Regions from separate parts of the Homo sapiens genome. Here region 1 is linked to region 2. Evidence: chromatin contacts called from ENCODE Hi-C or POLR2A ChIA-PET data. All regions are on one chromosome and are shown on one strand. The core of a region is the stretch at or near the end of the contact, and the rest is flanking DNA. Distances in the headings are between cores, read along the strand shown. Region 1 holds the start of GPRC5B (G protein-coupled receptor class C group 5 member B). Region 2 holds the start of ITPRIPL2 (ITPRIP like 2).

Region 1 (6,669 bases), core at 2,358-4,857, 770 kb after region 2:
GATAGCGCTGCCTTACAAGGCTGGTGTGAGAAGTACGTGAAAAATAGTCTGGGCCAGGCGTGATGGCTCATGCCTGTAATCCCAGCACTATGGGAGGCAGGAGATTGCTTGAGGAAGGGAGTTCAAGACCAGCCTGGGCAACGTAGCAAGACTGTCTCTATTATAAATAAATACAACAAGAAAAGAAAAGTCAGGTTTGGTGCCCGACACAGAGGAAGCAACAGCTTTTTAGTGAATTGCTTGTTAAAAAGTCAATCATGGCCAGGCGCGGTGGCTCATGCCTGTAATCCCAGCACTTTAGGAGGCTGGGGTGGGCAGATCACTTGAGGACAGGAGTTTGAAACCAGCCTGGCCAACATGGTGAAACCCTGTCTCTATTACAAATACAAAAATAAGCCGGGCGTGGTGGTGCACACCTGTAATCCCAGATACTTGGGAGGCTGAGGCAGGAGGATCTCTTGAAACCGGGAGGCGGAGTTAGCAGTGAGCCGAGATTGCGCCACTGCACTCCAGCCTGGGCGACAGAGTTAAACTGTCTCAAAAAAGAAAGACAATCATGATTCCCATTTTCCTGTTGCGAAAATGAAGGCAGAGACGTCAGGAAAATTGGCCAGAGGTTCACTGGAATTTACAGGCTGGCCTGGGACTAGCCCCCATTTCTCCCAGCTCCTGACCTCAAGGCGTTTCTGCTGCATCCCTGTTCTGAATCCCTCACGTGTGGCAGAGGCTCAGGATGGGGCTGCAGAGCCAGATCCCCATGCACCCCAGCATCATAGTCTGTCCCAACTCACTCCTGCTGGAGCCTCTGGTCCATTTCCTGCTCTGCAGGATTAAACTGTTACAAGGTTTCCTGACTTCAGACCCGCTCTTTCCCACACCCCCAATTCTCACCCTCTGATATCTTTTCCGAGTTACAGGATCTCATCATCTTCATTTCCCAATGCTGACTAGACCACTGGCCCATTTGAGGGCTCTCAAATTAAAAAATCCTCATAGGTTAGTAAACAGGGTTGCAAGAACACAAGCTCTGTGATCCATGAATATGCAAAGCAGCTCCAGTCCTGTAAATAAAAGCAATCATTGAAATGCAAATTGCATCCTTGGCTGCCCGATCCACAGTGGTTGGTTCCTCTCAGGCTGTAATTCCGAGAAGAAAATGTGACTAAGCGGAACCCCCAGGAAGCTCTGCGAGAAAGTGCTTACGGGGCCGTGGGCTCCGGGGGGCTCCGTTAGAGTGGATAAAAACTGTATGAAAGCAGGGAGTGGATTTTAAAACCTGAGCTGCTCCTCCAGTTGGCTTGCAGTGGCTGGCTAGGCTCAAAGCGGTCCCCCAAGGCTGGACAGAGCCCCTTGGAGGCTCCCAGCGTCTCTCTATCCCCATGGGCAGAATGGAAAGGGGGGCTATTTTCCATTTCCTTGTCAACGTCAGGGGAGCTTCTACAAATCAGATCCCATGGCCTCCCACTCAAAACCCTCCAAGGGTTCACTGGTCCAAACAGAATAAACCCTAAACTCCTTTCCATGACCCAAAAGATCATGATCTGGCTGGTCCCTACCATTCCCCTATCCCCACCCCCAAATCTGCCTACAGCTCCAGCCACAATGGCCTTTGTTCAGTTCCTCTAAGCTCATTCCCACCTCCAAGCTTTTGCAGGCACAGTGCCTTCCTCCTGGTTCAGTCTTCCTCCAAGACCTCCCAGCGGAGGGCCCCTCTTCTAGCTGGGCTCCACTCAAATGTCACTCCCGGAACAGTCATCTCAGGTACATACACCCCTGTCACCTTCTTTTACATCACCCCATCTTATTTTCCTGGCCGTCCTCACCCCAATCGGATTTCATAGCCATTTGCTATGGGTTTGTTTAATGTTTGTCCACTCACTTCCCCAGCCCCGGGAGAGCAGGGGTTTTGTCCGTTTTATACAAGGCACCCAGTTCTGTCCCTGGCACGTTTCTTGAAATAACATATTAATCCAGTAAAGATTCTGAGTTTATCTTTCTAACAAAACTGCCTGTCTTGCTGCCTGTGCCCCCAAATGGCGGCTCCTTCCTCCTGGAATCTCCTTCCCTTCCCAACTCAGCTGACCCCTTTCCAGGCTTAGAGCAGGGAGCAGATAGCAAACTGTTCACTCCACAGTCTTAGATACCAAACTGGCCGGGAGGGCTTCCAAACGACAGATGCCAATTTGCATTCTATTTACATGTCATTTGCATGCAGTTTAACTCAAAGCCTGGATCCTCCGCAAGCCCGAGTCCCCACCGAAGAAACTTCTGAATTAAGAAGGTTCCTTGGCTGAAGTGCCGGGGTTTTTGTGCCAGATCCCTCCCCCACTTCTCTTGTCTTTGCGGGGTCCCCCAGGGCTTTCTGGGCTCTGTTCAGGTGCCCCCCGGCCTGGTGCAGTTGGGCGGCCAATGTGGCGCGTGGGCTGGGGCCCCAGGCGGGGACGCCGCTGCCCGCCACACTCCAGGGGCCTTTGTCCGCGCTCCAAGGAGCCGCCCCCTTAGCGAACGGGGGACGGAAAGGGAGGACTGGCTAGGCCTGGGTGTGACAGAGCAAGGACGGAGGAGTGAACCCGCTGCACGGGGGAGATTTCTGGGGCAAGGTCGTTGGCCCCTTCCCAGGCTGTTCAACCGGCTGCCCGGGGCCAAGGCGGGTGCGGGCTCCTCCCGCGCGCTCCCTTTTCGGCCTAAGCGCTAGGGACCCCGGGATGTGTGGGGTCCTTGTGGGGCTGGAAGCCTGTGTCCCCCAAGGAGAGGGGACCGAGAACAGGTCTAGTCCTTATCTCCAGCCTAGCCGCCTCTTCCAGAGGTCCAAGTGCCCCCTGTCTGGAAGGGAAACGCCACTGCCCCCCCCGCCATTGTATGCAGCCGCCCCCTCCTCCCCACCCCTCCCCGTCATTCGTCCCCAGCCCAGGTCTCAGCTCTGCCATCTCCCACCGCCGTGTCCCCCCCTCCCCTTGCTGAGTAATGCGCACTCAAGCCGGCTGCGGGCTTGACCCCCAGCCCCCGCGACAGGTGCGGCTGTTCACCCCCAAAGTCCAGCCCTTGTGCCCCCGGCTGCGTCTGCCCTGTCCACAGTCAGCCCCCAACGCGGCCCCAGGACCAGCCCGCAGCTCCTCACACATGACGAGTCACTAGGACACGGCTGGGCTCCTTTACCCTCCCAGCTGCCCTTCACCTGTGGTCGCCCCCACACCCTCCTGGGAGACTTGGATCTCTACCTGGTCCGGGCACAGTCTCCCTCCCCCCGTAAAGGTCCCCAGATCCTCCCCTCCCCCGCCCACCCCTCTACGGCTCTGCTCTCGTCGCACCGTGGTTCCCCTCGCCCAGATTCCACATCTCCCCCAGCAATAAACTCCCTGGCTTGGGTTGGGGGGGCGCTTAGAAAAACACAAGAAGCGGACCCCCCAATTCTCCCAAATCCACGGCGGGAAAAGTTTCTGGGGTCCCCACAGCGTCCTCCACTGCATCGGCGCAGCTCGCACTTACCGACCCCCGCGGCCCCGCAGCGCCGACGCTCCAGCTGGCCTTCGGCCCGAGTCACATCTCTGCGGCGCGGCCGCGGCCCCCGCTCCACGCACGCCCGCCTGCGGGTCCAGCTTCACTGCAGCGCCTGCCAGAGTCGCTGCCGCGCGAGGCGCCCCCTGGCCCGGCCCGCGCTGCTGCAGCGGCCGCGGCCCCGCCCCCGCCCCCGCCCCCGGCCGGCCCCGCCCCCGGGCCTCCGAGCCCCACCCCCGGTCCCGCCGGCGGTTCCGCGCGGGGCTAGGCGCCGTCTGCATGCACCCCCGGAGCCCAAGCTCGTAGCTTCTAGCCCGGATCTCAGAGACGATTCCCCCGACCTCGTGCCCCCAATTCGGGGACATTCCCCCCACAACGTCAGTGCGCCCGTAAGCAGTCCAGACGAGCCGGGCAACTCCCCAGGGTAGATCCATTTGCGGGAACACTCCCCTAGCCAATACACTTACCGAGGGAGGTATCGCGACCCAGGGGTCCCAGCGCGGAAGCCTTCCTGCCCCCAGGCCACGCTCCAAGGGGGGTTCATAAGCAGTAACTTCCCCGAAACACACCAGCACCAGGTCCAGGACGCAGAGAGGATCGATCCCGCCCGGTGCCTCTCGAAGTCACCAACGCCCCGGTATACACCTAGGCGCACACACACCGCTAGGCCTCCTCCAGGCAGGTTCCTCCTGGACACACTCTTCTCTCTCCTCACTGCCCAACTCCCAGATGTCGTTGTCCGTTTACGCACACTGGGACCAACACCCGCTTCCTTGGCCCCTCGAAACACACACGTCCAGTCGGTGCACCCCTCACGTGGGTCCCTACGCAGGATCGCCACCACCCCTACCGCACACATCACCCACGTACGCACATGTCCACTGCCCTTCAGGGCTCACACACTCAGCGGCCCGGGCCACTGGCCGTGCGCTCCGCAGACGGTCAGGGCACAGCCCGGACGCGTGTCCGCTGGGCGGCCGTGGGACCTGCTTGAAGGAGGGGTCCGGGGCAGCCGTCTCTGAGTCCCCCTCACCCCGTCCTAGTCCTCAGGCCTCTCCGAGGTCGCATTGCTTCGACCAGGCCTGGGAGCTGCGCTCCGGCACCCCATATGGGGCTGGTTCCCTGGGTGACCTTCAGACCATCAAACCCTGGCAGTCTCAGGTGGCCCCCCGCCAAAGCCAGAAACAGACCTTTGAGCAGCATCCCTTCCCTGCACTCCAGATTCTCAGGGTGAGATTTCCTTTCTCCCTCCGCGGTGCGCCCCCCAATCTCTACCCCCGTCGCCGCAACCATCCCAGCCACATAAGACCAAAAGGGATAGGACGGACCCCTGCTCCCCTCTCCCGGGGGCTGCAGGAAGGGGAGATGCAGAACACCTCCTTCTGGGAATAGTGGCAGCCCCTGATCTTTGGGGACCGTGGCCCTTCCAGATACTCCCATCCCTCCCTGCCAGCCTCCCAGTTCCGGTCCGGTTAGGCCACATCCCCCTTGGGCACGCATCTCTGGGATACCTTTTATTATATTCAAGGGAAAATGGAAAGGAAGAACCATAATGGCAGTTTTTCGCCCCACTCCTGGTTTATTTGCATGGATCCTCAGAGCCCAGAACAGTTCCAGGCACAGTAGGCGCTCATTAAATGTTTGCGGGACGACCCAAAGTGTGTTCCCGCCAGACTGCGCAATTGGAAAGTGGATGGGCACTGTCACCTGGTGGCAGCTCTTGGAACTGACGCCGAGATCCTTTTGTCAACGTGGGCAAGTTCACTTTCGTGAGCCACATGTCCTCAACGTCTGCAAAATGGAGATCTTTTTCATCGCACATGCCTATTGGGGTTGTTGTGAAGGTCTAACACGTGCTAACATATAAAGTGCTTCACGCAGGGTCTGGCATGTGGAAAATCCTTAATATGAGCTGATTAACATTGCAGTTACGGTTATATTCCCTTTCCCACTTGTTTTACAGAGGACCCTGACTGTGATGGTCAGTTTCACTTTGGGTGATGATACCACAGGGAGCACAGAGTGAAAATGAAGGAGGACATTGAGTGGCAGGTGCATTCCTTCCCTCCAAAAAGTTCAAACACCCATGGATGATAATAATAACAATAATAGCTGAGTACATAGTGCTTTCTGTGTGCCAGGAGCTATTCTAAGTGTTTTAAATTCTTTAATTCATTTAATCCTCCCAGTTACCCTTTAGGCCAGAGACTGTTATTCTCCCTGTTTTACAGATGGAGACACTGAGGCCAAGAGGGGTTAAGTACTGCCCCGGGGTTAGACGGTTGGCAAAGACAAAATCCAATCCAGGCCATCTGGCTCTGCAGGCCATATTATCCACCAATGGTTAGACTGGTGTCATTTGCTGTCAGGTCAGACATTGTCACAGAGGAACCTCACCTCCCAGGAGAGTTCACTGGGTCTCCAGCCTTGGAGAGAATGGCTCCAGGAGGTCCAGGGAGCCATGTCAGGCTCTCAAGTGCCCAGTTCACTTTGTCTAATGAAAACCAGTGGCTTCCCTGGCTCTATTCCTCACCTGAGAAATGGTCAGTGCACTGCCCATGGCTTCCCACTGACAAATGTCATGGTATGTGTATTAATTTCATACTGCTATGAAGAAATACCCAAGACTGGGTAATTTATAAAGAAAAAGAGATTTAATGGACTCAAAGCTCCACATGGCTGGGTAGGCCTCACAATCATGGTAGAAGGCAAAAGAGGAGCAAAGTCACGTCTTATATGGTGGCTATATGGTGGCAGGCAAGAGTGCATGTGCAGGGGAACTGCCCTTTATTAAACCATCAGATCTTGTGAGACTTATTCACTATCATGAGAACAGCATGGGAAAAACCCACCCCCATGATTCAATTACCTCCCTCCAGGTCCCTCCCATGACATGTAGGGATTATGGGAGCTACAATTCAAGATGAGATTTGGGTGGGGACACAGCCAAACCATATCAGTGTGTAATTAGATATTTGCATGGCTCTCTGCTTGGTGTCTGTCTCCCCTACAAGACTGTATCTCAGTGCTGTGCCGTCCAATCTACACTGTCTGATAATGGCAGCCGCTAAACATGTGCCCACTAGGCACTTTATATGTGACTTGTATGACTACAGGATTGAACTTTCAGTTTTTGTTTGTTTGTTTTTTTTTAGATGGAGTCACTGTCACCCA
Region 2 (7,434 bases), core at 3,430-5,929:
GACACCCTTTCAGATTCCTGCTTTTGAGAACTCTGAAAGAATACACTTCTGTTGCTTAAACCACCTGGTTTGTGGTATTTTGTGACAGTAGCCTCCAGGTACATTGAGCGTGTTTGTATGACCCTCGAGCTGAGATTAGTTTTTATATTTTTTTAGAGTTAGGGTCTCGTTCTGTTGTCCAGGCTGGAATGCAGTGGCATGATCATAGTTCACAGCTCACAGCAGCCTCGACATCTTAGACTCAAATGATCCTCCTGTCTTAGCTTCCTGAGTAGCTGGGACTACAGGTGTGCACCAACACACCCAGCTAGTTTTTTTGTTTTGTTTTGTTTTTTTCTAGAGACAGGGTCTCACTGTGTTGCCTAGGCTGGTCTTGAACTCCTGGGCTCAAGCAATCCTCCTGCCTTGGCCTCCCAAAGTGCTGGGATTACAGGCATGAACCGTTGTGCCCAGCAGGTTTTTATATTTTTAAACGGTTGAAAAAAATCAAAAGAAGTGTATTTCATGGCACACGAAAATCTTACAAAATTCAAATTTCAGCATCCATAAATAAATTTGATGGGAACAGCCCTATCCACTCACTGACAGATCATCTCTAGCTGCTGTAGTGGGTTGATTGTGTCTCCCTAAAAGGTAAGTTCAAATCCTAACTCCTGGACATGTGCAGGTGACCTTATTTGGGTCTTTGTAGAGGTCATCAAGTTAAGATGGATTAGGGTGGGCCCTAAATTCAATGAATAGTGTCCTTATATGAAAAAGGAGGGGAAGATTTGGATACAAAGACCTAGAAATATGCACAGGGAAGAAGGCCAAATAAAGACAGAGGTAGCTGGGTCCAGTGGCTTACTTCTGTAATCCCAGCACTTCGGGAGGCCGAGGCGGGTGGATCACCTGTGGTCGTGAGTTCAAGACTGGCCTGACTAACCTGGAGAAACCCCATCTCTACTAAAAATACAACATTAGCTGGGCGTGGTGGCACATGCCTGTAATCCCAGCTACTCGGGAAGCTGAGGCAGGAGAATCGCTTGAACTTGGGAGGCGGAGCTTGCGGTGAGCCGAGATCATGCCATTGCACTCCAGCCTGGGCAACATGAGCAAAACTACGTCTCAAAAAAAAAAAAAAAAAAAAAAAAAAAAAGACAGAGGTAGAGGAATGCAGCTATTAGTAACAAAAGTCATGGCAAAAACCGCAATTATTTTTGCACCAACCTAATGCAAGCCGAAGTTTGCCAAGCAACAGCCCCAAACCCAGCTATTTGGGGCTACAGCAGTGGACCTGAGTAGTTATAGTAGAGATTTTATGACACCCAAGCCTAAAATATTTACTCTGTGGCCCTTTACAAAAAGTGTGAGCCAGGCCAGGCACGGTGGCTCATGCCTGTAATCCCAGCACTTTGGGAAGCCAAGGCAGGAGGATCGCTTGAGGCCAGGAGTTCAAGACCAGCCTGGGCAACATAGTGAGACCCCATGTCTACAAAAAATTTAAAAATTAGCTAGGTGTGGTGGTGCATGCCTGTAATTCCAACTACTTGGAAGGCTGAGGCAGGAGGATCCCTTGAACCCAGAAACTCAAGGCTGCAGTGAGCTGTGATTGTGCTACTGTGCTCCAGGCTAGGCAACAGAGCAAGACCTATTTCTTTAAAAAAAAAAAAAATAGTGTTTGCTAACTCTGACCTAGAGCATTGCCATTATTTGTATAGTTGGAGATAGCATACCACTATATCTGCCAGGGGAAAAATAAACCACTCTGTTGGTAGCACTCCATTTTATAGATCGGGAGATAGAAGCAAAGATAGGTTAAGAGAGTTATCCAAAAGAGGTGGCCAGCTGTCATCTCTGCATGTCAAAACATCTCATCCATCTTTTTCCAGCCGCAGCAACATGACTTTCCTTGGGGGAGAGACACCCCTTCCCACAGTTCCCACAGTTTGAACAGGGCTGACTCCACCTCTTGGTTCCAGGGCTGGGTACCCAACTGTATTAGTCAGCTCAGGCTGCCTCTACAAATACCATAGATTGGGTGGCTCCAACAACAGAAATTTATTTTCTCATAGCTCTGGAGGTTAGAAAGTCCAAAATCAAGGTCTGGTAGCATTCCGCTTCTGGTGAGGGCTTTTCTCCAGGCTTGCAGATGGTCTTTCTTTGGTCCAACCACATGGAGAGAGAGCCGTCTCTCTTTCTTCCTCTTATAAGGTCACCAATCCTATCAGATTAGGACCCTATCTTTCTGACCTCATTTAACCTAAATTACTGCCGAAAAGCCCTATCTCCAAATACAGTCACATTGGCCGTTAAGGTTTCAACATAGATTTGGATTGGAGTTGGTGGGGGCACTACCTGGGCAATGCTAATCAGTGCATTCCCTTGCTTGGTGACTTTAGCATATGACCCAAAACTATCCCAAGTCATGGCATTTACCACAACTTTGAGAAAAGCAAGCCTCTCTGGCCAGGCGCGGTGGCTCACGCCTGTAATCCCAGCACTTTGGGAGGCTGAGGTGGGCAGATCACCTGAGGTCAGGAGTTCAAGACCAGCCTGGACAACATGGTGAAACCCCATCTCTACTAAAAATACAAAAATTAGCCAGGCGTGGTGGCGCATGCCTGTAATCCCAGCTACTCAGGAGGCTGAGGCATGAGAATCACTTGAACCCAGGAGGTGGAGGTTGCAGTGAGCTGAGATCGTGCCACTGCACTCCAGCCTGGGCAACAGAGTGAGACTCTGTCTTTAAAACAAACAAACAACAAACAAACAAACAAACAAAAACAGGAAAGGCTCTCTTTTCTTCTGCACTGAAGACAATGTGAGACTACAGCAGCCAAGGGCATATGGAGGACCTGTGGGGAGGACAGCCCACTTAAAAAGCAGAGAGCTAAGAAGTGAAGGGAGAACAGGTCTGCATAGCATTGAGGCACCTAGATTCAGCTGTACCTGAAATCCCCTCATGGATCTCAGTTAACATGATACAATAATGTGTGTGTGTGTGTGTGTCTATGCGTGCGTGCACTTAAGCCAGTTGGAGCTGTGTTTCTGTCACTTGCAAACCTAAGAATCTTGACTGGTAGATGATGATCTCATAGCTAATATTAGTAGATGGGATCTGAAGGCAGATCTGCTTAGCTCTCAGGGGCCCAATTTAGGATTTACTGGGAACAACCCAGAAGCCATCTTTTGAGTCCTGGTTCCCAGGTGGCAGCTGGGTTCTAACATGTTTTAATATATTCACCCTTGCTCTCTTTAAAGGTCAGTGCCAGCAAAGAAGGTGTAATGAGTGTGAATAAAGAAAGACAATTATTTAAATAGATCAGATTATTTCAGGAAGTGCTCCCTGTTATGAAACAAAACAAGCTTCCTAGGACTGAGGTTCCAATGTAGACCCAGACAAAGGACCCCCAAAATTCCCAGCAGATGAGGAAGAGACCTTCCCTGGGCCCCCTCCTGGGAGTTCCACCCCTTGGTTTCTGCCCAGCTCTACAAAGGCTGTGTAACCTTGTGGGGGAGGGGGGAAGGGGGGCAGCTGAACCTGCCTGAGCTGAACCTGTTTGTGCCCCTTTCCTCCACTGGGAAAATAATTTTATTTTAATTTCATTTCATTTTATTTATTTTATTTTTTCAGAGACAAGAGTCTTGCTCTGTCACTCAGGCTGGAGTGCAATGATGCTATCATAGCTCACTGCAGCCTCGAATTCCTGGCCTCACTCAAGCGATCTTCTCGCCGCCTCGGCTTCCCAAAGTGCTGGGATTACAGGGGTGAACCAGCATGTTCCGATGAAGTCTCAGGCCAAATGTCACCCCTGTCATCCTCTGGTTTCCACAGGGTAGCCAGCACCTTCTCACTCCCTCGGGCACTTTTGTTTATTTTAGAGCGTTTTCTTGCTGTGGAATCCTTCCCCCCACTTTTTTTTTTTTTTTTTTTTTTTTTGAGACGGAGTCTCACTCTGTCACCCAGGCTGGAGTACAGTGGCGCGATCTCGGCTCACGGCAGCCTCCGCCTCCCGGATTCAAGCGATTCTCCTGCCTGAACCTCCCGAACAGCTGGGATTACAGGCGCGTGCCACTACGCCTGGCTAATTTTTGTATTTTTAGTAGAGATGGGGGGCGGGGGGGGGGGTCTCACCATGTTGGCCAGGCTAGTCTCGAACTACTGACCTTAAATGATCCGCCCACTTCGGCCTCTCAAAGTGCTGGGATTACAGGCGTGAGACACTGCGCCCAGCCCCTTCCTTTTTTGATTCCCATTTTTACAAGGCTGTAAGCTTCACGAAGGACAGAAACCTTGTCCATCTTGTCAACTATGATTTCCCCAGCACTGTGGCTCCGACCTGGCACATGGTAGGTGCTCGGTGAATACTGGTTTGAACAGACGACTGCGGCAGACGGCAAGGGCCACTCCTGTGCCAGGGCCTGCCACGCCACCGCAGCTTGTGCGGTGGGGGTGGGGAGGACTGGACAGTCTGGCTGTGCGCCCTTTTCTCCTTTTCAACGTCCCAGTATAACTTCAAGGGAGCGCAACTCCAGAGGCTCCCTGGACGAAGCTACCGCCCCGGAATCAGGGCCTTCCCAATTCTGCCTTCGGGGAGGGAGGATGGGGGTGGGCCGCGGGAGGCCAGTTCCAAGAGCGTCCTGAAGTCCCTCCCGCCGCCCCGCGTCGCTTTAAGGCGGAGGCCCGGGAGGGGGCCGACCCGGCTCGCCAGCTCCACGCTCGGCTCCAGACTCCGGCATTTCCTCCCCGCTAGCTGGCGCGGCCTCGCCTCCCCCTCGGAAGAGGAAACTCCCGGGGTCCGAGTAACAGGGTCAGGCGCGGAGAGGAGCGGCGGGAGAGCCAGGAGGGCCGCCCAGGGTAGGAGGCGAGCCAGGCCGGGCCAGAAGCTGGCCGACGGCGGCGCGCGGGGGCGCCGGGCGGGGAGGGCCGCTGGGCCGGACTCAGCGCGCAGCCGGGGCAGGGCGCGGCCCGGGGCCCGAGAGCGCAGGGCGGGCCGCAGCTGGAAGGAACACTTGAGCTGGGAGAGGAGGCCGAGCTGGAGGGCGGCCTCCCTCGGGCCTGCGTTCGGGAAGCCGCCGCGGAGGAGGAGACGGGGACAGCGGGGCTGCCCGGGCGCTGTGCGCATGCTGGGCTTGGGTCGCCGCCGGGGCTTGCCCCCTGGGCTGCTCGGCCACCGCCGCCCCGGGCGCCCGGCATGTCGGTGCACTACACCCTCAATCTACGCGTCTTCTGGCCCCTGGTGACCGGCCTGTGCACCGCCCTGGTGTGCCTCTACCATGTCCTGCGGGGAAGCGGGGGCGCCCGGGCCGAGCCCGCCGACGGCGTGGATGGCGGCTTCCCGTTGCTTAAGGTGGCCGTCCTGCTCCTCCTCAGCTATGTCCTCCTGCGCTGTCGCCACGCTGTCCGGCAGCGCTTCCTGCCCGGGTCTCCCCGTCTGGAGGGTCACGCCGCCTTCTCCTCGAGACACTTCCGAGAGCCGGGCCTCAGCATCCTGCTGGAGAGTTACTACGAGCATGAGGTGCGCCTGTCTCCGCACGTGTTGGGCCACAGCAAGGCGCACGTGAGCCGGATCGTGGGCGAGCTGGTGCGGGCTGGCCGCGCCCGGGGGTCCCCCGGTCTCATTCCTGGGGGAGCGCTGGCCTTGGCCTTCCGCGGAGACTTCATCCAGGTGGGCAGCGCCTACGAGCAACATAAAATCCGCCGGCCCGACAGCTTCGACGTGCTGGTGCCACTGCGCCTCCCGCCGCTTGTGGCGCTGGAGCCACGGAGCCTGGGCGAGGAGCCAGCGCTGGCCCCGGCCTTCCGCGGCTGCTTCTTGTGCGCCCTCAAGGCACCACCCTCACCATCGGGGGCCTCGGGGGGCCACTGGCTTCGGGACTGCAAACCCTTTGCTGATGCCTTCTGCGTGGATGTGCGCGGGCGGCGTCACCTCTCTGCTACTCTGGTGCTGCGCTGGTTCCAGTCGCATCTGCAGCGCTCCTTGGCCACTGTGCGTTACAGCCTGGAGGGGCGCTGTCGGGTCACCTTGACCCCAGGTGGCCTGGAACAGCCCCCCACCTTACACATCTTGCCCTGCCGCACTGACTACGGCTGCTGCCGCCTTTCTATGGCTGTGCGTCTCATCCCCGCTGTCCATCTGGGAGATGGGGTCTTCCTTGTGGCGCCACCACCGCCACCCTTGCCCAGCGCGCCCCTGTTGGAGCTCCCTGAGGGCCTGCGTGCGGAGGCACTGTGGGGTGTGAACACAGCACGCCAGGAGCAGAAGCTGCTGAGTTGGCTGCAGGAACGGGCAGCTCCAGGTGCCTGCTACCTCAAGTGCCTGCAGTTGCTTAAGGCTCTGCGCGATCTGGGGGCCCGTGGGCTGGACTCAGCGGCCGCCACCCAGTGGGGACGCATCCTATCCTCATATGTGCTCAAGACAGTGCTGCTGGCAGTGCTGCTGCGCAAGGGGGCCCCTGGGCAAGGCTGGGACGAGGAGCACCTGGGAAGGTGTTTGGAGGAGTTGGTGCAGTTCCTTAGGGACTGCCTGCTGCGACGCCATACGCTCTTCCACTGCGTCCTGGGCCCTGGTGGGGCGGCTGCCGAGGTGGGTCCCCTGCCCAAGGCACTGAGGGAAGCCGCCCCAGTTGACCTCCTGGCCGCTTTCGACGGGCACGCCCGGGAACTTGCAGCAGCGCGGTTGCTGTCCACGTGGCAAAGGCTGCCCCAGCTTCTCCGGGCCTACGGGGGTCCCCGCTACCTTGCCAGGTGCCCCCCACCCCGGAGTCAGCGCACCCAGGGCTTCCTTGAAGGTGAACCGTAAACCCTGACAGCACCCCCACCTGACCAAATGCTCCTAAAGCCTTTCCCACTGGGTGGGGGTGGGAATGGCGGTGAAGCCAGTTAAATGCAAGATTGCAGAAGGCATTGGAAAATTTGGTGGCTGCCACAAGCTTTAGTGGCTTAAATATCACCTTCTCGCTTCACAGTCCAGTATAATATGACATCTTCACACCCACTAGAGTGTCCTGGGCAAACCATGGGAAGACATCCAACAGGAGACCCAAGAATTGGTTCAAATATTGTTCTGTGTAGACGGATTCTGTAGAAGGATGTGGCTTTTAGAGAAGTCCAGTAGAAGAAGCAAGAACTAGCTGCAGGGAAAGTTCCTTCTGTCGGTTTTTAGACACAGATCTCTCTGCCCAAATTAAAAAAAAACAAAACAAAACACTAAAGTTTTTGACACAATTACTTGCTAGGTACTGGGTTCCTGATTGTCTTTAAAAAGAAAAATCTGAATCTTTATTTGCAACTGGAATTGAAGTTCTATTTTAGGGGCTAATGTTTAGAGGAACATAATTTCCACTGTTCAAATTAATATTAATGTATTTTTAAAATGGTGCAATCACAGGTGTTTGACAAGATTGTCAACAAGTTAAGTCACATAGATGGAAAGGCAATCGAGAGTTGGT

The links. Hi-C counts contacts between places; a loop is a spot of excess contacts on that map. ChIA-PET counts read pairs that join two places held with the same protein, here RNA polymerase II (POLR2A). Pooled maps may share reads with other maps.
Region 1: a loop to region 2 is called in a pooled map, with 2.8 times the contacts of the local background. The contact joins the promoter of GPRC5B here to the promoter of ITPRIPL2 in region 2. A Hi-C loop is called at or near these places in 5 of 50 pooled maps. POLR2A ChIA-PET finds 5 or more read pairs at or near these places in 2 of 52 experiments (GM10248 and PC-9).

Annotation. Positions count from the first base shown.
Region 1 is chr16:19,881,241-19,887,909 of GRCh38, forward strand. It overlaps GPRC5B (G protein-coupled receptor class C group 5 member B), which reads right to left and starts at 3,608. Exons shown (of 4, transcript NM_016235.3): 1 at 3,487-3,608. RefSeq lists enhancers at 1-158, 159-890, 891-1,620, 1,621-2,351 and a silencer at 3,867-4,161.
Region 2 is chr16:19,109,285-19,116,718 of GRCh38, forward strand. ITPRIPL2 (ITPRIP like 2) reads left to right here and starts at 4,680. Exons shown (of 1, transcript NM_001034841.4): 1 at 4,680-7,434. The coding sequence starts at 5,178. The coding sequence ends at 6,785. RefSeq lists silencers at 4,682-4,781, 4,872-5,241.